Regions from separate parts of the Homo sapiens genome. Here all the other regions are linked to region 1. A link is an interaction called in ENCODE POLR2A ChIA-PET data of the cell type or tissue named here. Cell type or tissue: Caco-2. All regions are shown on one strand. Region 1 holds the start of TRMT112 (tRNA methyltransferase activator subunit 11-2). Region 2 has its middle 11 kb from the start of LINC02723. Region 3 overlaps RPS6KA4 (ribosomal protein S6 kinase A4). Region 4 overlaps SLC22A11 (solute carrier family 22 member 11).

Region 1 (5,000 bases):
AGGTGGCCCTGCTCCTCTTAAGGGGCCATTGGTGACAACAGAGAAAGGGAGGGAAGGTTTCCCCATGTGTCGCAAAGGGTTGCATAACATGCTGTCTAGGTTACAGGAAAGGAGTGGAATAAAATGGACAGGGGCTAGAGGGCTGTATTTGGGGGTGAGGAGGAGTCCCTGACAACATGGAGGGAGAGGATCTTGGCCAGGTCTGAGGGTCCCACCCTCAGGAGGAGGAAGAGGAAGGGCAGCGGCAGGTGGAACGTTGGGGGAGGGTGTCCAGGCCCCTACACCCAGGAGGTGTAGAACAAAAGAAGGAATCTTTTGAAGGGGGAAGGATCCATCCCCAGAGTACTTGAGGGCTTCATGGGACCAGAGTGGGTAGGGAGAGAGAGTCAGAGGTGAGGGCCTCTGAGGAGCCCAAAGGTTGAGAGCAGGATGAAGTAGAAAGGGAATGGGGTCTCACAAGGTTTGGGAGGAGAAGGGGGAAGGTCCAAGGCCCTGGGGACGGTTCCAGGAAGTGAGTGAAAGACAGAAAGGTGGGAATTCGCCATGGGGGGAGGGGAGGTCATGGAGTGGGATGGGGTAAGCCCCCGCGGGGGCGCTAAGGGACAGCTGTTTCAGAAGATAGGGGAAATCAGGCCGGGAGTGGTGTCTCACACCTGTAATCCTAGCACTTCGGGAAGCCGAGGCGGGGGGGGGCGGGGGGGGTTCACCTGAGGTCAGGAGTTCGAGACCAATCTGAACAACGGGGTGAAATCCCGTCTCTACTAAAAATACAATAGCTGGGCGTGGTGGCTCGCATCTGTAGTCCCAGCTACTCAGGAGGCTGAGGCAGTAGAATCGCTTGAACCCGGGAGGCGGAGGCTGCAGTGAGCAGAGATTGCGTCACTGCACTCCAGCCTGGGCGACACAGAAAGACTCCGTCTCAAAAAAAAACAAAAAACAAAAAACACAATGCCTCGGGACTGTCCCGGGAGGTGAGGCCCCCACGATTGGCGAGAAAGGTGGGCAGCCACGAGGGCCTTCTGAAGGGATGAGCCGGGCGGGCGGAGGGGAGGGGTCTGGCAGGCAGGAAATAAAGCGATACTCTCAGACTAGCGGGACGGGGATTGCCATGGGGGTAGTGGGGGATGTCAGGCCCGGCCGGGCCAGCGGTCACCTTGATTGGGGCCATGGCTGCAGCGGCTCTGCTGAAACTGCGGACCCCGCCAGACGCCCACTCTCCTTCACTGTACCGTCTTGCTGCCGCTGCCGCAGACTGACCGCCGGCCCCACCGACGAGTATATAGCCCGCTGAGCGTCTCAGGGCGCACACGCCAGCTAGTCCCATACCCGCCCCACGGCCACTTCCACTCCGCCTCCTGGCTGGTGCCACCGCAGCAGGCGGGGCACCGCTAGCGGCACAGCGGCGACACCCTGCGGAAGGCGGGCCTGGGCCGCCTCCACTGCGCAGGCGCGAGCGGCCACCCGCAGAACAGAGCTTCCGGGACCCACGCCTCGTTTGCACTGGGTGCTGGACAGCCGACGCAACTACAAATGGGGCGGAGCTTTCGGCACTGGAGCAGCTAATTTGCATATAGGAATGAGGTGCGGCTCGGCTTCCATGGGCCTAATTTACAGATAGGGCGGTATTTCTGCCCCTTAACCGAAAGTGGGATACAGAGGACGACGGTGTTAGGCGCCTGTGTAGGAGTAAAATGTGTTTATTTTGCATTCAACGAGAGCTCCTGCATTGCAGCTATTTTGCATATGATTTGCATCTTACGAAGAATTTGTGGCAAAAAAAAGCTGGGCGTGCGCCGTAGGAACCTCCTGCTGAGACGCTTCCGGTAGCGGCGCGTGACCCGACAGGTCTTTCACCTACCTACCTCAGCTCCCACAAACACGAGAAGTTCCAGCAAGTTCGCCACTTCCGGTTCTCCTGGCTATCCAATAGCATCGAGAGGAGCATCCCCGGAAGTGAGGCAGCGGAGGACGACCTTTTTCCGGTTCCGGCCTGGCGAGAGTTTGTGCGGCGACATGAAACTGCTTACCCACAATCTGCTGAGCTCGCATGTGCGGGGGGTGGGGTCCCGTGGCTTCCCCCTGCGCCTCCAGGTACCCGCCGGCGGCAGTCTTCCCTTTTCGGGCGGGATGGTGGGCCGGGGTCCAGTGCTTGCCTAAACTCCTCCGCCCTGCAGGCCACCGAGGTCCGTATCTGCCCTGTGGAATTCAACCCCAACTTCGTGGCGCGTATGATACCTAAAGTGGAGTGGTCGGCGTTCCTGGAGGCGGCCGATAACGTGAGGATCCTTACCCCGCCCCAGCATATCCCGGGGAATGCGGGGCGGGCACACCTCAGCCGGGCTGAGGCGGGAGTTCGGGATGCCCGGAGATAATTTTGGCCTCTTGCCCACAGTTGCGTCTGATCCAGGTGCCGAAAGGGCCGGTTGAGGGATATGAGGAGAATGAGGAGTTTCTGAGGACCATGCACCACCTGCTGCTGGAGGTGAGAAGCGGCCCATCACTTGCTTCCCGGGCCACCTGCCTCCCGCACTGAGGCTGCCAGTGCTCAGCTCTGTCCCTCCCTGCCCGCAGGTGGAAGTGATAGAGGGCACCCTGCAGTGCCCGGAATCTGGACGTATGTTCCCCATCAGCCGCGGGATCCCCAACATGCTGCTGAGTGAAGAGGAAACTGAGAGTTGATTGTGCCAGGCGCCAGTTTTTCTTGTTATGACTGTGTATTTTTGTTGATCTATACCCTGTTTCCGAATTCTGCCGTGTGTATCCCCAACCCTTGACCCAATGACACCAAACACAGTGTTTTTGAGCTCGGTATTATATATTTTTTTCTCATTAAAGGTTTAAAACCAAAAGCGGTTTCTCTTTGCAGCAAATATACATTAAAATAGAGTCTCTGTACAGCCAAGGGCTCTGGGCCCTGGCTTGCCCCATGTCCCTGCGCCTCCCTGGCCAAACCCAAAAATAAATATAGTGTTATTGCTCTGCAGGGCATAGAGGCAGTGCTCTCCTACCCCCTGAGGAGGCTCGTTGGGAGCTGATGGGGAAGCCCTGGCCACCCCAGGGGTCCAGGGGCTGGAGTCTGCTTGGAGTTATTGCTTCAAGGGGGGACACTAATGCCCAATGCAAATGATGAGAGGAGGAGCGAAGGGGGCATGGGCCTTTGCTCTCCAAGTCCCACTCTGCTTTGAAGAGGGGGTAGGATTAAGCAGCAGCAAAAGCATCACCCACTGGGAGACTCTGGCCTCCATCCCCTTCCCTCCCTGAGATAGGTTTCTGCCTCCCACGCATCCCGTGCAGCCCCCTATGGCTTCCGCAAGGCCCCCTACACTCTGGGGGCACGTTATGGCTTGCAAGGGGCAGCACTGTGCCCAGAGCCTGGACACACGTTCCCAGCTTCTGACACCCCCTAGGAGGGGGAGGAGAGGGCGTGGGGCCTGTTCCCAGGGGCTGATGGCATTGCCCTGGCCCTGCCAGCAGGCTGTGGCACTGCCCAGACCCCAGCTCCGCCCCAGCCCTTGGGGCTGACCCCATGCTAGGCAGGTCCTGCCAGAACCCCCACCAGTCCCACCCCTTGCCTCAGTCCATCATGGCCTCGAGCATCTCCAAGAACAGCTTGTGCATGGGCACCTTGCCCTCCAGCTTCACCCCATAGAAATGGGCCAGCACTTTGCCCGCTGTCTGGCGGAGGAGCGGTAGCGTGAGCAGCAGCCTGCCCGCCCGCCGCCGCTCAGCACCCCCTCCGGGGCCAGCCCGGCCGGCTTCATACTCCAGCAGGGCCTCGTGCAGAGCTTCTCGCAGCTGCTCCACAGCCTCGGCATCTTCGATGTGCACAGAGTCTGCAAGAAGAGAGGAATGTGGTGTTGGCCTGGGCTATCTCTGGCAAGGGCACTCCCCGTATCTTGAGCACTGCTGGATGGGGCCTAAGGAAGAGCCAAACGAGGATTTGTTGATTGGCTGACTGAGAGGCACCACTCATTGCTGCGGCTCGTGGGCCAGGACCCCACCCTCTCTCCCTCAACTGTGGCCACCTTGTACCCTCCCCACCTTCCCTCCCACTAAATGACCTTTCTGCATTAGTGTGGCACTAGGGCTCAAAATCCTGTGTGCAGTTTGGAGCCTGCACTTGGCTTGCTTTTTGACTTCTAGCAAGTCATTGTTCTTCCCTAAGCCTCAGTTTTCGTTATCTGCAAAATGGGGCTGTGCTACCGTCACTGAGTTAACCTGAAGACCTTACGGAGACACCTCACCTGTCAGTGCCTGCCCCAGACTCACCTGAATTGGCAAGGGCCAAGGCCTTTAGTAGAACATACTCCTCTCGCTCCAGCCGCAGGGCCTGCAGCCGCCGCACTAGTTGCAGCAGGGCAGCCCCCAGTTCCCCCAGGCCAGCTGCCCGTGCCCCCTCTTCATCCAGGACTAAGTCCTCAGCGAAGGCCAGCTCATCCTGCAGTGGCAGTGAGCGCTGGGCCACACCCAGCACCAGCACCTCCATCCACACGCTCTGCAGTACTGACATCTGGTCAGACAGCGACAGCGATGAGAAGCCTAGGGGGCAGCGGGGAGCGGGCCTGGCTGAGCAAGCGCACCAGAGCCGGGCCCGTTCAGGGCAGCCCCGGGTCACCTGGGCCCTTTACCTGGGATGCTCTTGGCCCAGCTGATGGTGACCACAATCTCTCGGTCAAAGAGGTCACAGAGGGTAGCCACGGCTGGGAGGTGCCCATCAGGGCCTGCGGGGTCAGGCATGGCATAGAGCTTCTCAGGCTCAACCACCAGCAGATGAGACACCAGTGCATTCACTGGGGCTGCTGTGACAATTAGAGGACAAGAGTCAGGAGCACTCGAATCTGTCAGGCCTCAGGGGTCAAGCATCTTCCCACAGTGGCTCCCCCTGTGGCCTTCCTCAGTAGCAGCTGTCCAGTGACTTCCCTCCAGGGAAGAGCGCTAACTGTCTCCCAGGGAAAGCCCGTGTGTTTGTGGACAGGCTGTGAGTGTTGGAAAATCGTCCC
Region 2 (5,000 bases), 90 kb before region 1:
CGGAGGGGCGGAGGGGCAAGAGTACTACAAGAAAAGGCCGGGGCCTGCTCTCTGCTCTCTCCTCTCTCTGGACCTGCCTGAGCCCCAGGGGCACGGTCTGCACCATCTGCCTGTGAACAGGAGCGCTTAATTCAGAGTGGCCGGCAGAGACCCTGGGTCCGATGATCCAGAAGTCTGACATCGAGCTTCTGCTCATTAGCCGCAACCCTCCCCTGGGTCCTGGAATCTGTTCTCAGGTGACCGTGGAGGAGGCGATGCTGAGTGATCAACACCTCGGATCTCCAGCTGTCGGTGCAATGACCAAGAAGGCCTTGGTGAATGTTAAAGAAACAATTATTCCATGACATTGGTAAAGCATGGCCGAGCCAACTTTATCCAGGACCGTGGAGATTGATACAGGGACCCCCACAATAAGATCTTGCGGTAGGGGAGAGAGATTAGGCTCCACTCTGAATATAGCACAGGCAAGTAGGAATTTATGGCCAAGGAGTGTGGGGGTCAGTGGATGGAAAATTACCAAGGGGTAGGGGAGATTCTGCTTAACCCGACCTAACAGGATTCTTGCTGACACAGGCCAGGGTTCTTTCGCTAAAACTGGATTTTTTTTTTTTTTTTTTTGAGACGGAATCTCACTCTGTGGCCCAGGCTGAAGTGCAGGGGCATGATCTCAGCTCACTGCAACCTCCATCTCCCGGGTTCAAGTGATTCTCCTGCCTCAGCCTCCCAAGTAGCTGGGATTACAGGCATGCACCACCACGCCCAGCCAACTTTTGTATTTTTTTGGTGGAGACAGGGTTTCACCATGTTGCAAGCTGGTCTCGAACTTCTGACCTCAAGTGATCCGCCCACCTCAGCCTCTTAGAGTGCTGGGATTACAGGCGTGAGCCACCGCGCCTGGCCTAGAACTGCATTTTACAAGGAAGTGCACAGATGGGCCTAGCAGAAGATTCAGAAGCCTGACTAAAGTTTGGCCGAGCAAAGAATCTTTATCTGTAACTCTCATTCAATGACCAAGACGCCCTTTAGGAGCTCTTGGAAGAGCCCTCATGATGGGGTGAGTGTCCTTATATGGAGAGATCGGGGCCAGGCGAGGTGGCTCACACCTGTAATCCCAACACTTTGGGAGGCCATGGTGGGAGAATCACTTCAGCCCAGGAGTTCGAGACCAGCCTGGGCAACATGGCAAGACCCTAACTCTACAAAAAAATTTTTAAATTAGCCTGGTGTGGTGGTGTGCACCTAGCTATTTGGAGGCTGAGGAGGGAGGCTCACTTGAGGCTGGGAGGTTGAGGCAGCAGTGAGCCGTGATCTTGCCACCACTGCACTCCAGCCTGGGCTGTTCTGTTGAACGAGATCCTATCTCAAAAAACAAAAACAAACCTTGGAAGGACTGGCTTTTGGGGCTCTGAGGACTATGAGGAAGGATCAGTGTTTCTGGCCACCTACAGGTCTTGAGCCTGTGCAGGATGCGACTGGCTTTTATCGCAATTCCAGCTGATATTGAAGGGTGTGCCACAGCAGATGGAGTGACAGAAAAACAAAGAATTTAGGAAAACACACACAGACATACACACACACACACACAGAGACACACAGAAACACAGACATACGCAGGCACACAGGCACACCCATACACACATAGACACAGACACACACACACATACACAGACACACAGACATATACACAGACACACACAGACATATACACAGACACACACAGACATGAACACAGACACACACACACAGACACAGAGACACACACATTCACACACACACAGAGACAGACACACACAGACACACACACTCCCACACATAGACTCACACACACAGACACACACAGGGGAAGGGTTTCATCTTAGGATGAGTCAAGGCTTGTCCAGGAGCTCACACTCCACAAGCGCAGAAGGCCCCTGAGCTGAGACCCAGTCCAAGCTCGGTGCGTGGGTCTTTTGTGGGGCGCGAGGCCCTGGGAGTCCACTGCGGAATTTTGCTCATTAATTTGCTTTCCCTCCTCACTCAATTTCTAAGTCAGCTTAGCAAACCTGGAGTTTAAATTGCAAAAGCCCCAAGGGTTCAACTCTGACCTTTGGCAGGGACGGGATTTACCCTGAAGCCCATGGGCCCTTCTCCTGAGCCGGCCCTTCCAGAGGCCAGGAATTCCGGGTGGAGCTAGGTTTTGTGACCCCTGAGCCTAATAGAATGGAGGTGGGGAGCTCTTTAGAAAAAGGATGCCAGGCCAGATGCAGTGGCCCACGCCTGTAATCCCAACACTTTGGGAGGCCGAGGCAGCCAGATCACCTGAGGTCGGGAGTTCGGGACCAGCATGGCCAACATGGAGAAACCCTGTCTCTACTAAAAATACAAAATTAGCCAGGTGTGGTGGCGCATGCCTGTTAATCCCAGCTACTCGGGAAGCTGAGGCAGGAGAAACGCTTGAACCCAAGAGATGGAGGTTGTGGTGAGCTGAGATCGCACCATTGCACTCCAGCCTGGGCAACAAGAGCAAAACTCCATCTCAAAAAAAAAAAAAAGAATTTTAGGGGGACACAGAGATTCAGTCCATAGAGGTGTGACAACACATACGAAATATTGCAACCAGAGATGCTCAGCCAAGCCCTAATGTCCCAAGTCTTATTAGGGGTCAGTCATAGAGGCATGTGGCACCCACGTGACTGACCTTAACTATTTCATCTCCAGCCCTAGCTTAAGGCAGACTGATACAGCCTGGCCCAGGGCCCCAGGCGAAAAAAAACAGGCATTCGCCATAAATCACATTGCTGGCATAAACTGTCTCAGGTGGCCCAAGGCCCCAGGTGAAAAAAACACTCCTGTTAGGCAGGATATTCCAAGGGCGCAGAGCTTATCTCCCAGGGGCCAGGCAAGGGCCAGTCCTCTCTTTGGAATGTGCAGGGTTTGGGCAGCCCAGGCCTGTTGAGTTAACCCCTTACTCCACAGGGCCCCTGCTGTATACATGGCATTACACAGAGTTAGATTCCAAAGCAGGAGGCAAAAATCACGTGGAATCAGTGACCCTCGAAAAATCCCTCTGGAAGATGCTATTTTGGAGTCCTCATCTCTCAGGAAGTCCGGCACAGCTGGGCTTCCCTCCAGGGCTGCAGCTGGCTCGCACTGAGGCTGCACTATGTGGAAAACGTGGTCTGCAAATCCTCCACTGGCAGTCAGCTGTGACACGCTGGCCCTGGGGTCATGCTAGGGAGCTGCATCCCAGAGGGGCCTCTCCTGCCCACTCCAGGAGGCCCATTGAGGGACCTGCCTCCAACAGGAGCTCAGCAATATGTAAATGATTCTTTCTCCTTTTTCCACCAGCTACATTTAATACAATCTGCAAAAGCTAAATGTGTATTTGATTCAACTCCCTTCCGGGGAATGAGTCTTCTTCTTGGGGTGAAGTCAAGAATAATGATCACAGTGAATACTCAGTGGGTGCTTGCTTTGTGACGGGGACATTTCTCAGCGTTCTGTGGGTTAGCCCATCAAATCCTCACACCCTGCCTCTGAGATAGGGTAATCTATTATATGCATTTTGCGATGAGGAGACTGAGACATGAAGACCTTAAATAATGTGCCCAGGCCAGGTGTGGTGGCTCACACCTGTAATCCCAGCACTATGGGAGGCCAAGGCAGGAGGGTCACTTGAACCTAGGAGTTCAAGATCAGCCTGGGCAACATGCTGAGACTCCTTGTCTACAAAAAAAAAAAAAAAAAAAAAAAAATTAGCTGACCGCAGTGGGAGTCTACAAAAAAAAAAATTAGCTGACCGTGGTGGTGTGCCCCTATATTTCCAGCTACTTGGGAAGCTGAGGTGGGAGAATCACTTGAGCCCAGGAGGTCAAGGCTGCAGTGAGCTATGATGATGCTGCTGCACTCTAGCCTGGGCGACAGAGCAAAACCCTGTCTCAAAAAAAAAGTAAATAAATAAATAATGTGCCCAAGGTCCCACAGCTAGTTGGTGGAAGGGGCCACAGTTTTAACCTAGGCAGTCCGGCTCTGGACTCTGCCTCTTAACCGCTATCTTCTTTTGTCTCTGAAAGGCAAATTAGTGTAATTATTGTAAACCCGAAAGCTAAGAAGGAGATGTGAATGCATTCCTGCAGGACGCTGTCACCAGCTACTAGCTGTGCATACAGACTCAAGCAGAAATGGAATTGGCTCAAAAACAAATGTTACAGCCAGAACAGGAGCTGGGAAAAAGTGACTGAAAAATGGCCCGGCGCGGTGGCTCACACCTGTAATCCCAGCACTTTGGGAGGCTGAGGTGGGAGGATCACCTGAGGTCAGGAGTTTGATACCAGCCTGGCCAACATGGTGAAACCCTGTCTCTACTAAAAATACAAAAATTAGCTGGGCGTGGTGGCAGGCGCCTGTAATCCCAGCTACTCGGGAGGCTGAGGCACGAGAGTCACTTGAACCCAGGAGGTGGAGGTTGCAGTGAGCCCAGATCACGCCACTGCACTCCAGCCTGGGCGACAGAGTGAGACTTTGTCTCAAAAAGAAAAAAAAAAAAAGAAGAAGAAGAAAGTGACTGAAAAATTAAGGAAGTCATCCTGGCTGAACTGGAGGAAGAGGGGAATTGCCTTAGGAGAAGAGTTGGGCCCTTAGAGGTCAGGGGAGGCAGGTAGGAATGGGGGCAAGGGAAATTTTGCCATCCCACCCTCCTAAGTGCCCTGGCAGAAGGAACTAGGAGAAGGAAGCCTTCTTTTATTGTCACTGGATTGGGGAGGTGACTTGGAGATGAGAAATCTAACAGGGGTAACTAGAACACCTCCAGAGTCAGCTGGAATGGCCCACCCGGGAGATTCCAGGACAGGTGCTCCTCAAAAGCCTCCCTCCTCCTGAAGCTCTCATTGTGGGGGGGCCTCCTTTAAGGAGCTGGAGACCCCAGGAGTGGTTACAGAAAACTTGGCAGTTGTGAGAAGAGTCCAGAAAGATAATCACAGAACAGGCTGGACCCTGAATTTCACGGTGACCCTGTGATGTTA
Region 3 (5,000 bases), 56 kb before region 1:
CGGGCATGGAGACGCATGCCTGTAATCCCAGCTACTCGAGAGGCTGAGGCAGGAGAATTGATTCAACCCAGGAGGCAGAGGTTGCGGTGAGCTAAGATCACACCACTACACTCCAGCCTGGGCAACCAGAGCAAAACTCCGTCTCCAAAAAAAAAAAAAAAAAGTTAACAGCGACTTGGAGGGAGCCAGAGGTTTACAGGGCTGTCGGACCCTCTTGGGGCGCCAACATTTTATCAGAGCAGGAAGCCCAAGCCTGTTCACTGAGGACATTTGAAGAGTGGAAACAGAAGCCCAGTGTAGGAGGGTGACCTCTCCTGGCTCCCCTGGAAGAGCCAGCCTCCATGTTAGGTAAGGCTAGTCAGCAGCCAAAGTCAAGGTATAGAAGCAGGGGGCCAGACCTAAGACCTTGAGCATTGGCCTCTGGCCTCCCTACTTCCCTGCCTGTGCCCACCGTGTCCCCTTCCACTCTGCCGCTTTACACCCTGGCCAGCCTGCAGCTCAATCACATCTATCTCCCACCCGCAGGCTCCTTGACCACACAGAGAAGAGGCAGGATTCAAACCAAGGCTGGCTCATTCCTCTAAGTCCCTGCTCTTTCCACCCAGCATCCTCCCTTCTCTGGGTTACTGCATCCTCTGAACCGTTTCTTCACCCCTGAAATGAGGCTAAGTACTCCGGAGGCTGAAGCAGAAGGATCGCTTGAGCCCAAGAGTTTGAGGCTGCAGTGAGCTACGATGGCACCACTGCACTCCAGCCTGGGCAACAGAGCAAGACCCCATCTCTAAAAGCTAAATTAGGCCAGGTGCAGCGGCTCACACCTGTAATCCCAGCACTTTGGGAGGCCGAGGCGGGCGGATCACCTGAGGTCAGGAGTTCGAGACCAGCCTGCCCAACATGGTGAAACCTCTTCTCTACTAAAAATACAAAATTAGCCGGGTGTGGTGGCAGGCGCCTGTAATCCCAGCTACTCGGGAGGCTGAGGCAGGAGAATCACTGGAACCCAGGAGGCAGAGGTTGCAGTGAGCTGAGATCGCACCCCTGCACTCCAGCCTTGGACAACAGAGCCAGACTCCGTCTCAAAAAAAAAAAAATCTCTTTTTAAAATAAAAGTTAAATTAATTAATTAATAGGAAGAAATGAGGCTAAGGATACCTCTTTCATAGGGTGGCTGTGAGTTACATGGAATGAGAGGTGAAGAAATTGAAGATGAGAGACTATTTTGCATCCACTCAATTAGAAAAGGTTTTGAAATGGTAATACTCAGTGCTTGTGAGTATCTGATGAAATGGGACCCTTTCATCTCCTTCAATGAGATTCCCGCCTAGAGTGCTCAGGAGGGTCCCTACACATTGGAAAAGGTCAGTAAATCTCAATAAATTCCTGGTGACTGAGTGACCATACTCTTAAATCTGTTAATTCTCTAGTTCCTCTTTTCGACAAATAGGGGAGGTTGGGGCTGTTAGGTGACTTGCTAAAGTCACACAGCTGGTAACACAGGAGTCAGAATTAGAGCCTCAGAATTTCTTCCCTTCTCCTGAGGGCCCCTTGTCCTGGGCCCCTTCCTGTTCTTTCAGACCACCAGGATGGGACACAGCTGGCGCCCGCATACCCTTTCCACTCCCCCGGAGCCCCACCTGCCCACAAGGACTGCCTGATTCGCCTCACCTGGGCACCTCTGGGTCCCAGCCCAGATCCCCAGGCCTCCCGGGGACAGGAGGGGAAGGTCCACATGAGATGGTCTCACAGGGTAGCCACAGGGAGAGAAACGATGGGGAGGCGGCCCAGGGTGGGGTTCAGGCAGACCCTGGGGCGGGAGCTGTCAGGACATCCCCATGTGTGGACAAAAGAACCTACCTGCGGTGCTGGCAAAAGTGCTCAGGCCACAACCGCCCTATGGCCACACACACACACACCCCGCAGGGATCACACAGGGAGGAGTCTCAGACACTCCCTGAGGGGAACCAAGCTCTGATCCCAGTGAGGGCCCTAATGAATGGGGCTGATCCACTCACTCCCACCTTCACTGACCACCCAGCCGGGTTCAAGTAACCTCCGTCAAGGGCCCACCCCTCCCCTACTCTCCACCCAATGAGCCTCCAGAGGGGAGGCCATGGTCCAGACCTAAGCCAATCAGCACACTGCCTCCCTGGCCACAGTGATTGGTTCAGTGTGGGCACATGACCTCAGTGGCTCCAGTCAGAGCACATCTCAGGACTTCCCTTGGGAACCGTGAAACCATTTCCATCTCCATATTTCCATCTGGAGTCCCTGGAGCGCCTGGCACCCGTCTTGGGTCCATAAGGAGAGTCCTCCAGACTGGACCACCGCCAAGAAAACAATAAAAAGCTCGGCAGACTCGGCAGACTCGGCAGCTGAGTCCTGATCATGTGCTTCAGTCTGGATTAGGTCTTGCCTGAAGCTATCGAGAAGCTGCATAGTTCCAAGAGCCCCCCAAAACCCTGTGTTTTGCTTAAGCAAGTTTGGGTTGGGTTTTCTCTTACAGACAGTCCCCGACTGACTTATGCTTGACACGAATTTTCCGACCTACGATGGGTAATCCCATCGTAAGTCAGGAAGCTCCTTACCATTTATTTATGTTTTCTACTGAAAGCCTATCGCTTTGGCACCATGGTAAAGCTGAAAGCCGGTAAATCAAACAATCCTAAGTCAGGCACCGTCTGCTGTGTTGCAGACATTAAATGTATTTTCGGCTTTCAGCATTTTCTATTCAGGTTGGGTTTATCGGGATGTAGGTCCACCCTAAGTCAAGCAGCAGCTGTATTTACAACCAAGAATATCCTAAATGATACCCAGCAGAGCTGTCCGGATATACACCCAGGATGAGAGTTGCGCCCTCCTGCTCATAGCAAAAGTCAAGGAACAAAGAATATCTTCTTGCCCAGAAGAGTCTGCCTGTCCCTCCCCACTGAGGTTCCAAACTCCACGGGCTAGCAGCCTGTCTGCCCAGAATCTCTGCTCTAGACACCCACAACACGAACGAGGACACGCAGATGCCACACACAGCACTGGGTGGACTTTTATTTTAAAGTCAAAGGCACAGCCTGGCTGGGCTGAGGCAGTGACCATGGATGCCCAGCCCAGACCCCCAAGGCCCCACCCCCAGCCAGGAGTAGCTGTGCCAAAGAGGAAGGGGTGGGTGAGAAGATGGCCTCCTCTTTTAGGAGCCACCTATCTCCTTCCTTAGCCCCAACAGGGGAGAAGCAGATGACATAAAGTGAGGCAGAAATGCTTCAGAGGGTCCCCCAGGGCCTCTCCTTCAGTACCCCCAACACGGGTCTTTGGTGGACGTAATTGCACAGACAGTCCATAAAGTGACAGTTGAGGGGTGCCCCTCCCAGGAACGGGGCCTCAGGGGAGAACAGGGTAGGGGGTCCCAGTTTAGGAGTTAGCACTCCTAACTCAGTGCTTAGAAGTGGGGGAGGGGCTCTTTCCTGTTGGAGCAGTCCCCCTGGAGGGGCCTTCTGCCCAGAAGAGGCAGTGTCCTGGGAGAGGGCCCCCCAAACCCCACTCCCCAGCAGGCCCCCCCTTCCCTGCAACTCTATCTGGTAAGACATAAAAAATTCTCTGCTTATAAAAATACTTCTGCTCTGTCTGGGAGTGGGGTGGGGTAGGAGAGGAAAGGACAGTCCCTTGGGGATCAGGTCAGCCGCAGGCAGAGGCCTCCGGGAGTGAGCCGGGCTCCCAGGTCACAGCCCCTATGAGGGAAGGGGGTCACAGTGGTGGGGATTAGGAGGGGGGCAGGGGGCCGTTGGCTCGGCGGGGGGCCCCTTTGGAGGCGACGGGGGCTCGGCCCGGGTTGGCTGGTGCAGGGGAGCCCCGGCGGGAGGCGGTGGCGCTCCGCAGCTTCTGCTTCCGCCGCTTGGCCAGGGGTGCATTCTCCACGCTCTTCAGGAAGAAGCCCTCCCGCTTGCCCCGGTTGAATGCCTGGCAGAAAGGAAAGGGTGAGTGCCCCCACCCCCGCCTGACCCCGGCTTCCAGATCTAGTTTGACCTCCATTCCCAGACCTTGCCTCCAGCCGCCTAGGTCAAGGCCGACAGGGCCTTGGCCTCCAGACCGACCACCGGATTCGGTTCACCTCCCTTTTTTTTTTTTTTTTTTTTTTTTTGACGGAGTCTCCCTCTGTCGCCCAGGCTGGAGTGCAGTGGTGCAATCTCAGCTCACTGCAACCTCCGCCTCCTGGGTTCAAGAGATTCTCCTGCCTCAGCCTCCTGAGTAGCTGGGATTACAGGCGCGCGCCACCACACCCGGCTAATTTTTCTCTTTTTAGAAGAGACGGGGTTTCACCATGTTGTTCAGGCTGGTCTCGAACCCCTGACCTCGTGATCCGCCCGCCTCGGCCTCCCAAAGCGCTGGGATTACAGGCGTGAGCCACCGCGCCCGGCCTCACCTCGCCTTTCTGTGCTCCGATGGCCGGGCCTCCCCAGACCCCACCTCTCGAGGCTTCGCCCACCCCTTCCCTTCAACAGACCCTGCCCCTTACCATGAAGGTGGCGTTGAGACCCGAGCGCACTGCGGGCCCAGAGGACTCGAGCACGTCGGGCGTCCGGAGCGGGGGCGAGGAGCGCGCGCTGCCGTCCTGCAGCCACGAGCTGCCCCGCAGTCCCTCGAGCTTCAGCCGCTTGGCGGGGTCCACGGTCAGGAGCCCTGGAGGCGGGGCAAGGAAGTGTGGGGAGGAGCCTGGCGTAAAGGCTGAGCCCCAAAGAGATCGTAACAGCCCCACTCTCCTCCCCTACCCATCCCCAACCAGGACACCTGGCCCAGTGACCATCCCTGTCCCAGCGTCCCCCTCCCCAACCATGGTCTATGACCTCCAGCTCCGCACCTCGGACCAGCTCCTTGGCTTCCTCGGATACACCCTGCCAGGCCTCCCCGTCAAGGGAGAAGCGCCCCTCGCGGATTTTGCACATGATCTCGGCCGCCTGGCTCTGCCCGCCCTGGCCAGAGGCCCCCTGGAAGGGGACCTGCCCCGACAGCATCAT
Region 4 (5,000 bases), 250 kb before region 1:
AATCAATAAATGCTTGTCCAAACAACAAATTAAAATATGGAGAAATGAGTGAGTGGTGGAAAGAACATTGGGCTAAAAGTCTGGAGAGCTGGAGTCCAGTCCTACCCTTCTGCTGAGCCAGTCCTTCACCCCGAGCCTCAGTTTACCCAAATATCAAATGTGGGGGTGGCCTAGACTCTAGACCACTGGTTTTCCATTTGTGTTTTATGATGCCCTTGGGCTCCAAGGAGGTGACTTGGGGCTCTCTTGGGGCAGGGAAGGAGTGGTGGGAAGTGAGTTGAGGGTCCCCACTGCTACCAGGGCAGCTCTTGGTCTCCTAATCAGGATTCTTATAAGATTCCATCTGGACAGATGACTCTGTGGCTCAAAATGGTGTGAAAACACAGGCCCAGATGTCCCCAGGGCTCTACTGTACTGCTTCTGTCTGGGTCGAGACTCTCAAGGGGAAGAGCTGTCCTGGGGGGGACCCTGAGCGGCCCTGGCTGCATTTCCCTGGCTGCCAGACCCTTCTTTCCCTTCCCACCGCCCTCTCAGGACGGCCCTGCTGGCCCTGGGGCATGGCCTGCAGCCCAGCTTACCGCACTGGCGTTGGAAAGAGTTCAGCCTTGTAGATGGTGAGGCAGGTTAGGCTTATCCCAAAACATCCCTTTCCCAGCACAGCAAAGACCACACGCAGGGTCTGCAAATCTGGGTACAGGAAGGGGGTGAGAGTGGGGTTTGCCCTGGAGGGTACCCAGGGGCTAGTCAGTGTGCGGCCAGCCAGCCTGGAGCAGAGGGGACCCTGGGCTCCCTACAAGTCCCCGGCCCTGCTGGCTTGGTGCGGGGCTGCCCAGGGCTGGGGTTGGGGGACAGAGCATAGGATGCGATATCGCGGCAGGGGCCCGAGGGGCACAGGCAGAAACCCAGCCAGGTCTAGGGTAGCTGAGCCTGGCCGGCCGTGGAGGCTGCACTGAAAGAATGCCCCCCACCGCGGCTCCTAGGGTCCCGAGATGCCTCTTGCTATGACGGAGAGAGCGCCGGGCCCGGTCCACAGCAGCCTTCCTGCTGCCCGCCAGCCTGCCTGTGTGGGGATGGCAGAAGCCCTGGCCTGGAGGCGGAGGTCCGGGCCCCCTTTTGGCCGCAGGCCTGGCCTCCCCAACGCGTTGCTCCGTGGAGGTGCCTGAACTGCTGGGAGGTGCTCGCCGTTGTCAGTTTCCTCGCAGCTGCTCGCGCTCAGAGCTTGGGCTCTCGCTGCAGCCTGCAGGGCCCCGGCCGCCTCCGTCCCCGCTCAGGCCTTCTGCCAGCCGCAAGGCAGCCTCCTGCCTTCCTCCCGGCTCTGCCGCCACCGCACGACGTGCCGCCCTGTCCCTTTCCCCCAGTCTCCCACCCTCAGCAATAAAAGGAGACACAGAGAGGGATTCCAGGTCCTCATAGCCTCCCTCATTCAGAAAGAAAACAGGGAGGCAGCTCCTGGGGCCAGGGAGGGGATGTGGCCCCACGCTCAGAGCAGTGGGGTGGGCGGGGAAGCAGGGCCCGGTCCCACCGCCCAGTCCGCCTGCCTCACCTTGCGGCACCAGCATGTTGGCTAGAATGGCGAGGCCGGCCATGGCCTGGGAACCCGCCTGGATGGTGCGGCGGCCAAGGAAACTGAGCAAGAGGGCAGTGGTGGCCCGGCCCAGGAAGTCCACGGCCCCGAAGAGGGCCTGGAGGAGGAAGATGTCACGGCCCAGGCTCTGCAGGTCGAAGACCAGCCCATAGTAGGAGATCAATAGAGAGAAACTGCGGGCAAGGCTGGAAGTCAGGTCCCTGCCCTGCCGGGGAGAGGGCACCCCAACAGCAACAGCACCTCCCACCAGGAGCTGCCTGGGAGGACATGGCCAACCCCGGAGGACAATCCTGGGCTTGTCTCGGCCAGCGATCCCAGAAGCCTGCCAAACTCAGGACACAACCCCAGCGTCAGGCTCTTCCAGGAAAGGGCAGGCAGGGTGGCTCCACCATCCCTTCACACACAGGCTTTGTGTCAGGGGCAGCGATGCGCTGGGGCGTTGCCTCTCTGGCTGGGACCAAGTCTGCCCTCGGGGGCCTCTGAGCTGCCCCTCACTTCCGGACTAGCCCTCTCTGGCTTTGATTCTGATAACCAGTCACACTGTGCCTTTCTCTTGGAAGATGGGAATCATGGCAGGACAGGGCCTCTCGGGAGACCCTGGGCTGCATTGCCCAGACCACATTCAGGATGGAGAGCCTGTCCCCCAGCCCCTGGGAGTGCTGCCCCTTCTCTGGGGAGAGCAGCCTGTGACTGGTTCATGGGGCAGAGGGACCACCCAGAAAGGCCCCAGCTCCCACGCTCCCAGGGGCTGGGCTGGGCCCAGGCTGTGGCTGCATCTCCCCTTGCCTTCCCTTCTCCATCTCAGGGTCTGCTTTCTGCCCACTCCCCCACCCCACTGGCTCACGAGTAGCTGAATTTACGGTATTTAAATTCTCATGGTTTGGAGATGGGATTTGGATCCACAACTGGCTGCAAGGTAAAATTCTTCTCGGCCACGTTTAAAATCTGTGCTCTCCCTGCTTAACCCAGATGCTCCTCCCAGCCCTCCCCTTAGGCGTCACCTGATTGCATCACCCAATAAACATCGGACAACACCAGCCCAACAACATCAGAGTAAAATCGCACAAGCCGCGGTGTTTCATGAAGTTTATGTGAGTGACGTGAGAGTCACTGGGCTGGTGCTCAAAGCGGCCGACACTGGAGCCTTGGACAGATAACAACTGGGTTAACAAGACAGGAAAACCCACAAGGTCACCAGCTTCAAAGCCTCTGATTTGAATAACAAAGGTTGCAGAGCCGGCCCCTGGGAGAACTGAGGAATCCTGGAAGGTTTTTTTTTTTTTTAAAAAAAAAAACTGGTCCCGGGTGTTTGCAGTGAGAGCACTCCTTCTGATTTATCAGAAAAAAATTGAAGTTTTTTAAAAAAGGCATTTGATCTATCTTTGTTCTAAGATGTAGCAAGTATTTGCCATCATAACCCATATGTGGTTAAATATAGCATAAAAGAAACGTTTTCCTAAACTTCAGTTTTATTTCAAGATAAAAGTCCCAATCAAACCAGGTCCTTAGGTTTTTTTTTTTTTCCTTTGACGGAATCTTGCCCTGTCGCCCAGGCTGGAGTGCAGTAGCACAATCTCAGCTCAGTGCAGCCTCTATCTCCTGGGCTCCAGTGATCCTCCTGCCTCATTTTTTGATTTTTAGTAGCGATGAGAGGGTCTTACTATGTTACCCAGGCTGGTCTTGAACTCCTGGGCTCAAGCGATCCTCCTGCCTCAGCCTCCCAAAGTGAGGGATTACAGGCTTGAGCCACCGCGCCTGACTGGTCCTTGCTTTTTAATATGCTCTTTTGGATGTCACCGGAACTGAATTTGTTTTAAGGGCCTTTTCCTGGGCCCAGATGACCTTGGGTCCCGGGGAGGGCCAGGGTCTGGTCGCGCGGGCCCTGGCAGTGACAGTGCCGGTAAGCCAAGTGTTAGCTCAGCCCGGTTCCAATGCAGGCTCTATTATTTTGGGCTTGTTCCTTACCCCTCTGGGATCCTCTTTCCCCATCAGTGAAGTGGGGTTGCATGGAGGGGTCAGCGAATGCAGGTTCACCCTCTAGGAGCATGGCCATGGTCTCTAGGAAAGTGGTAAGTCTCTAACGATGACACACAGTGGTACTCCTCGGCCGTGGCTGGTCCCCTGGCTCTAGGGACCCTGGCTCTGCCTCTGTCTTGGGACCTCCCTGGGACCCTGGGACCCCCAGCCTAGAGCTGCCTTTTCCTCTGGCTTCCTGCAGATGGCAGCCTCCAGATCCCACCTGTGCATAGTCCCTCTCTGCTGCCTGCCAGGACTCCTGCCTGCTGGGGCTGTCTGCGTCCTGTCCCAGACAGAAATGCACCCCCTTGAGGCCTGCGGGTGCTGTTTCCCCTGGACGCTCTGCCTCCTGCCTGTCCCAGCTCTGCCTCCTGCCTGTCCCAGCCCTGCCTTGGGGAGGGACACCAGGACGGCGTACTTCACCACCAGCATGGCGCAGCTCCTCCAGCGGAGCACGGGCACGCAGAACAGGTCCAGCACCGACCGCGGCTCCTTTGCAGAGGCCACCTCCTCCTTCACGCTGGACATCAGCACCTTCCGGGGAGAATGGGGGCACCGTGAATGGTAGGGCAATGGCCCTGCCCCACCCCCTGTGCCAGAGAACAGTGTCCAAGTGGCCAGAGTGACGGGGAGCCTGTCCTGGGCCTCGGCCTCTGGAAGCTGGATCCCTAGGGGAAGGGGAGGGGATGGGGCAGAAAAGGTTCTCTCCAGGCCCTGGCTCTTCTGCAGGTTTGACTCAGCCCTGGTCCTCTCAGCTCTAGCTTGCCTCCTTCTGGAAGCCTTCCCTTATCCTCCGACCCCATCTTCACTCTAATCTCTGGCAGCGCCTGTTTCCTGAAAGCAGCTACCTTCAAATAAACACATTCTGTTTCCCCAGACACATCGAGAACCCCCATGAGGTGGGTGCGTGCTACATGCAGGTGGAGGTGGTGGGTGATGGAGGTGACGGTGTGGGTGCTGTTGATAATGATGGTGCTGTTACCGATGGTGACGATGGTGGTGAAGGTGGTGGAGATGTTTTGCAGAGATGGTGGCTGTGGGGTTAGTGATGGTATTGGTGGTGCTGGTGGTGATGGAGTGATGGCAGTGAAGGTGATGGTGGGTGTGGACAGTGGTGGTGCTGTTGGTGATGGTATCGGGATTGGTGGTGGTGGTGGTGGTGTCTGTGTGGAGGTGGTGATGGAGGTGTTGGTGGTGTCTGTGGAGATGCTGGTGGTGGTGCTGGTGGAGGTGGTGCTGGAGTGGGTGGTGCTGTTGGAGGCCACACGGATGATCCCTCAGTGCACGTCCTGTCCCAGGTCAAGTCTCGCAGACAGCAGCATCTCACCTCTATGGTCAGGTTCTTGGCCTCCTTGTGGCCATTTATCCTGGCCACCTTTCTGAGCTCCTGAAGTGCTTG

What was found. Peaks named below come from ENCODE experiments on the same cell type or tissue, not always from the same donor. Only the 100,000 strongest peaks of a DNase experiment are listed, where the experiment ranks them.
Region 2: POLR2A ChIA-PET joins it to region 1 with 17 read pairs; 5 of 35 experiments call an interaction of 5 or more read pairs at or near these places.
Region 3: POLR2A ChIA-PET joins it to region 1 with 11 read pairs; 15 of 35 experiments call an interaction of 5 or more read pairs at or near these places.
Region 4: POLR2A ChIA-PET joins it to region 1 with 16 read pairs; 4 of 35 experiments call an interaction of 5 or more read pairs at or near these places.

Annotation. Positions count from the first base shown.
Region 1 is chr11:64,314,540-64,319,539 of GRCh38, reverse strand. ESRRA (estrogen related receptor alpha) reads right to left here. Exons shown (of 7, transcript NM_004451.5): 5 at 4,629-4,799; 6 at 4,270-4,539; 7 at 2,797-3,833. The coding sequence ends at 3,574. It overlaps TRMT112 (tRNA methyltransferase activator subunit 11-2), which reads left to right and starts at 1,981. Exons shown (of 4, transcript NM_016404.3): 1 at 1,981-2,091; 2 at 2,175-2,276; 3 at 2,393-2,482; 4 at 2,572-3,080. The coding sequence starts at 2,014. The coding sequence ends at 2,679. PRDX5 (peroxiredoxin 5) reads right to left here and starts at 1,419. Exons shown (of 6, transcript NM_012094.5): 1 at 1,154-1,419. The coding sequence starts at 1,324. RefSeq lists a silencer at 1,355-1,514 and enhancers at 1,605-1,804, 2,962-3,477. In Caco-2, a CTCF peak has its summit at 2,440; DNase peaks (open chromatin) are centred at 1,479, 1,889 and 2,429; H3K4me3 peaks cover 3,415 bases.
Region 2 is chr11:64,404,531-64,409,530 of GRCh38, reverse strand. No RefSeq gene overlaps it. Among named protein-coding and RNA genes, the nearest start is that of LINC02723, 11 kb to the right of the region's middle. RefSeq lists an enhancer at 1,807-2,438. In Caco-2, no CTCF peak of the experiment used is centred here; DNase peaks (open chromatin) are centred at 2,140, 2,800 and 4,131.
Region 3 is chr11:64,370,228-64,375,227 of GRCh38, reverse strand. RPS6KA4 (ribosomal protein S6 kinase A4) reads right to left here. Exons shown (of 17, transcript NM_003942.3): 15 at 4,844-5,000; 16 at 4,502-4,665; 17 at 3,013-3,945. The coding sequence ends at 3,748. Among named protein-coding and RNA genes, the nearest start is that of MIR1237, 4.1 kb to the right of the region's middle. RefSeq lists enhancers at 1,140-1,693, 1,694-2,249, 2,201-2,250. In Caco-2, no CTCF peak of the experiment used is centred here; a DNase peak (open chromatin) is centred at 2,127; H3K4me3 peaks cover 1,360 bases.
Region 4 is chr11:64,564,357-64,569,356 of GRCh38, reverse strand. SLC22A11 (solute carrier family 22 member 11) reads right to left here. Exons shown (of 10, transcript NM_018484.4): 5 at 4,929-5,000; 6 at 4,020-4,135; 7 at 1,544-1,758; 8 at 579-687. Among named protein-coding and RNA genes, the nearest start is that of SLC22A11, 11 kb to the right of the region's middle. RefSeq lists an enhancer at 3,574-4,543. In Caco-2, CTCF peaks have their summits at 3,716 and 3,919; DNase peaks (open chromatin) are centred at 2,676 and 3,886; H3K4me3 peaks cover 213 bases.